Regions from separate parts of the Homo sapiens genome. Here region 2 is linked to region 1. Evidence: chromatin loops called from intact Hi-C (ENCODE). Cell type or tissue: GM12878. All regions are shown on one strand.

Evidence for each region. Hi-C counts contacts between places; a loop is a spot of excess contacts. Peaks named below come from ENCODE experiments on the same cell type or tissue, not always from the same donor. Only the 100,000 strongest peaks of a DNase experiment are listed, where the experiment ranks them.
Region 2: a loop joins it to region 1, with 23 times the contacts of the local background. A loop is called at or near these places in 2 of 110 quality-filtered maps.

The regions. Positions count from the first base shown.
Region 1 is chr9:11,616,973-11,619,472 of GRCh38, reverse strand. It overlaps LOC105375975 (histone-lysine N-methyltransferase SETMAR-like), which reads left to right and starts at 724. Exons shown (of 2, transcript XR_929479.1): 1 at 724-977. In GM12878, no CTCF peak of the experiment used is centred here; no DNase peak of the experiment used is centred here.
Region 2 is chr9:12,328,392-12,330,891 of GRCh38, reverse strand. No RefSeq gene overlaps it. Among named protein-coding and RNA genes, the nearest start is that of TYRP1, 360 kb to the left of the region's middle. In GM12878, a CTCF peak has its summit at 1,327 (motif pointing right); a DNase peak (open chromatin) is centred at 1,358.

The sequences.
Region 1 (2,500 bases):
TGGATAAAGGTTTATTACAGTACTAAATTTAAAAATCACAACATATTTACTTTTCCCTCAAGAGAGGCTAGGCACAGTGCCTCATGCCGGTAATCCCAGAACTTTGGGAGGCCGAGGCAAGAGGATGGCTTGATCCCAGGAGTTTGAGATCAGCCTGGGTGACAGTGAGACCCGTCTTTACAAAAATAAATAAATAAATGATAAGAAAATTAGCTTTAGTGACAGATAACTACATCACCTTCTCTACTGGGTCCAAACACTATTTGACCCTACCATGAATATTTTTTACATCATCAGCAGACTACAAAAACTTGTTCTTGGTTTTCAGTGTTAAGAATTAACATATAGACATTTTACGGAAGATTTAATTCTCATTAGCGAACAGTGTGCTATAAACTCTGCCAATGCCAGGGCATGTTGAGAGGCATATGAAGCATAGGTAAAGAGGAAGACAAAGGGAGGGGGCAGGGGTGCCAAGTCCCTCACCTTACCCGGGAGAAAAGAGATAATTAGTGTGGGGTGGGGTTCGGGCCCAGGGTAGGGTGGCAAGAGAGTTTTTTAGTGGGTAGGACATTGCGGGTGGAAAGTGAGGTGAATGAGGGCTGGGAGGCCGCAGGGGACGCTGAATGGAAAAAGCAGGTTAAAGCAGGGGGTGCTGAGCAGAAGGGGCAGAGCAGAGCAGAGGGTGCTGGGCGGAAGGGTCGGGGCAGGGCGAGGGCAGGGCGCCACCTCGTGGCTGGGGTGCCTGCGCAAACCAGCTGCCTCACCAGCCCTGGAGCTCGCACCACGTGGCCTCACCTCACGTGTGCTGTCCCCCTGGCCACGTCTGTCTTTGTCTCACCTGACGTGCTGTGCCTCTCCTGCCAGGGCTCTGTCCTGTCTGCCGCCACTACCGCCGCATGGCCCTGCTCGGCCTGCAGCCCGCTCGCCGCTTCGCTCCCTCAGAGACCCCGCGCCAGCGGTCCGTATTGGCCACGGTGAGTTGAGGCCCGCCCCTCATGGCTGCGCGGCGAGTGCGGGCGGGAAGCGCATGGCCAAAGTGGGGCGCCCCTACGGGTCGGGAAAAGGGAGAACATGGCGTGCGGGCCTCAGGTGGGAGGCGGCTCCTGTGGCTTTGGCGCCGTCGTTGGAGGTTCCTGGGAGAGGGTGGCCGTTAGGACGCCGTCGTCTGGCACAGGGGCGGAAAGCCGGGGACCCTGAGAAGCGCGAGGGGATTGGGCCTCCTACGTTGTTACCCTTTACCAGCACCTGGGTCGCAGGGGAGCTGTGGTTTTGTGGAGGAATGGTTTACCATCTTCAGACGTCCTTGGCACTGCCAATATTTAGCATTTTCGATAAAATGGTGGAAATCCTGGGCCGGTCGAAGTCCCAGGGTGCGAAGGTTGGAACCGGAAAACAGAAGAAAAATGATTTCTTAAAAAATAATATCTTTAAAATAATATTTAGCTTTTTATAATTAATTTTAAAACTAAATAAAGGAAATATAATGTTTCATGGTAAAAGTTATATCTTTTAACAGTAGCCTAAATTGTACCTCTTGTGGTCAGTTCTGTTTTATTGGAATTCACTTTCCTGTACAAATCTTGATAAATATGTTTTTCTTTTTGCCCAACTAATATGTATACATGTAGCAATGTACTGTGTGAGTTCTGATATACAAGGATGTTTCATACATTATTTGGGTAGGATATGGTCACTTATAAGACGTGTATGATTTAATGGGGTAGGCATTATGAGGAGAGAAATTTCTAACATGGTCTTATAGGTACAACACAAAAGGCCTTATAGGTACTGGGAGTGTATGGAGGTGTAAACAGTGGGACAGTTGTTGCCAGAGCAAGTCTGCAGTCATGGCAGTTGTGGAGTTGGAATAGCGAAAGGTGGTGAGCTTAGAGAAGGACATATGGAATTGTTCGGTAAAGATAGATAAATTTGAGTCCAAATTGCTACTATTCACACAAATTCTAAGGTGTTTTCTGTCCTCATGAATTAGTACTAGGCAGGAGGATAAAAGCAATAAGGAGATCAAAGCGTAAACAAATTGAACTCATATTATCAAAGATTACCATATAGAAATCTGTGTGGAGATGATACTTGAATTGTGATCAGGGTTATTTTGCCTGAGTTTTTTATAATGCAAAATGGGAGCAGCGGAGGAGAAACAGCATCAGAGTCTTTGGAATAGTACAAGAATTCTCGTTTGTTGCATAAATCTCATGATATCCTTTGTTTTGGGGAATACAGCAAGTGGAGAGACTCATAACCGTTTTTAAAGTCAGATTAACTGTGTCTAAATATTGAAAAGAAAAATAGCTTCTAAATAGAAATGTTGGAAGAAGTTATGAAAAATCTGGAAGGCTACAAATTAGAATGTTTAAATGTTTTCTCTAGTAAATTTTTCTGAAGAGGCTACAGAGGATTAAAAAGTATTTATAAAGAAGAAAGAGAGATAGAGGGAAAGAGGAAGGAAGGAAAGAAAAGAAGAAAGAAGGAAAGTGAA
Region 2 (2,500 bases), 710 kb before region 1:
CTGATTACTTTCCTTGTTCTGAAGTCATCTTTGTATGAACTTAATGTAGCTACTTCGTATTTCTTTTGAAGAGTCAGTAAGTGGTTGTTTGTTTGTTTGTTTGTTTGTTTTGAAATGGAGTCTCGCTCTGTTATCCAGGCTGGAGTGCAATGGCATGATCTCAGCTCACTGCAACCTCTGCCTCCCCAGTTCAAGTGATTCTTGTGCCTCAGCCTCCTGAGCAGCTGGGATTACAGGCGCAGGCATCACTACACCTGGCTAATTTTTGTATTTTTAGTAGAGACGGGTTTTTGTCACTTTGGCCAGGCGAGTCTCAAACTCCTGGCCTCAAGTGATCCATCCTCCTCGGCCTCTCAATGTGCTGGGATTACAGGTGTGAGCCACCATGCCTGACCTGTTTCTTCTAATTTCTGAAAAAAGATTGTGAAGAATTTTACACATATTCATTTTTAATATAGTTAAGAACAAGAAAAATTAAATATTTTATTTTGCCTTCATTCATTCCTTCCTGGTGCTCTTGTTTCTTATTTCATATAGATTCAAGCTTCTGACCAACATCTTTTTTTTCCTTGCCTGAAGAAGTTCTTTTAATATTTCGTAAAGAACTCATCCCAAGTTTACTAAAGTGATTTCAACAAATAGAAGAGGAGGGTATTTTTCAAAACTCATTTCTGAGGCCAGCATTATCTTGATACCAAAACACACAAGGACATTACAAAAAGTGAAAACTACAGGCCAATATTCCTGATAAACATTATGCAAAAAATTATCAGCAAAATATCAGCAAACAGAATTCAACAACACATTAAAAAGATCATTCACCATGATCAGGTGAGATTCATCTCAAGGATGTAAGGATGGTTCAAAATATACAAATCAATAAACATGATAGATCATATCAACAGAATTAAGAACAAAAACCATATGATCGTCTCACTAGATGTCGATCAAGTATTTGGTAAAATTCATCATCGCTTCATGATAAAATCTGTTAACAAACTGGGCATAGAAGATGTGGGCAGCAAGCCACCCAGGTGCCAAGGTAACAGACCGAGGGCACAAGCTGTTCCAGTATAATAAAGAAAATATATAGAATAAGAATAGTTATATTAGAAATAGATTATAGATATGATTATATATGAATATCATTAATCATTAGTTTGAAGCATTACTCTTTATTCCAATATTATAATAATCTTTGTTCTACAATTGTAACCTAGGAAAAACCAGGCCATACAGAGATAGGAGCTGAAGGAACACGGTGAGAGAAGTGACCAGAAGACAAGTGTGAGCCCTCTGTTATGCCCGCACAGGGCCACTAGAGGGCTCCCTGGTCTAGCGGTAACTCCAGCGCCTGGGCAGGCACCCCTTACCTAGCGGACCTTGGTCTAGCGGTAGCGTTAGTGCCTGGGGAAGGCACCCGTTACTTAGCAGACTGGGAAAGGTTGTCTCCCTTTCCCCCAGGGAAGTTAAAGAAGACTCCGCTCCACCACCTCTTGTGGAAGGCCTGACATCAGTCAGGGCCGCCCGCAGCCATCCAGAGGCCTGACCAGACGTCTCCCTGTGAAGCTGTGCTTCAGCGGTCACGGTCCTGGTCCACTCTGTACACCTGGCTCATGTTCCACTCTGTACAACTGGCTCTGCCATATAGATAGCAGTAGCAGAATTAGTGAAAGTATTAAAGTCTTTGATTTTTCTGAGAAGAGCATAGAAGAAATAATGACTTAAGCTGTATCTCTCTCACTCTCCACTACTTGAAAGGGAAAGGCCCCCTGTCTGGCGGACACGTGACTCACGTGACCTTATCAATCATTGACTCACAGTCCTTACCCTGCCCCTTTTGCCTTGCATCCAATAAATAACAGCGCAGCCAGGCATTCAGGGCCACTACCGGTTTCTGCGTCTAGGTGGTAGTGGTTCCCCCAGCCCAGCTGTCTTTTCTTCTGTCTCTTTGTCTTGTGTCTTTATTTCTATGATCTCTCATTTCCACACACGAGGAGAAAAACCCACAGACCCAGTAGGGCTGGACCCTACAGAAGAAACATGCCTCAACACATTTAAGGTCATATATGACAAAAACACAGCTTAATATCATTCTGAATGGGGAAAAATTAAAGTCTTTTCATTAATATCTGGAACAAGGCAAGGATGCCCACTTTCTCCACCTCTATCCAACACAGTACTAGGAGTTCTAGCCAGTGGAATTAGATAAGAGATAGAAATAAAGGGCGTCCAAATTAGAAAGGAAGAAGTCTAATTATCTTTGTTTGAAGCTGATATGATCTTATCTCTAGAAAAACCTGAAGATTCCTCCAAAAATCTTAGAACTGATAAATAAACTTAGTGAATTTGCAGAATAAAACATCAACATATAAAAACCAGTAGCATGTCTACATGCTGACAGCATTTAATCTGAAAAAGAAATCAAGAGAACAATCTCATTTACAACACTAAAATAAAAATACCTAGAAATAAATTTAACCAATGAAGTGAAAGATAC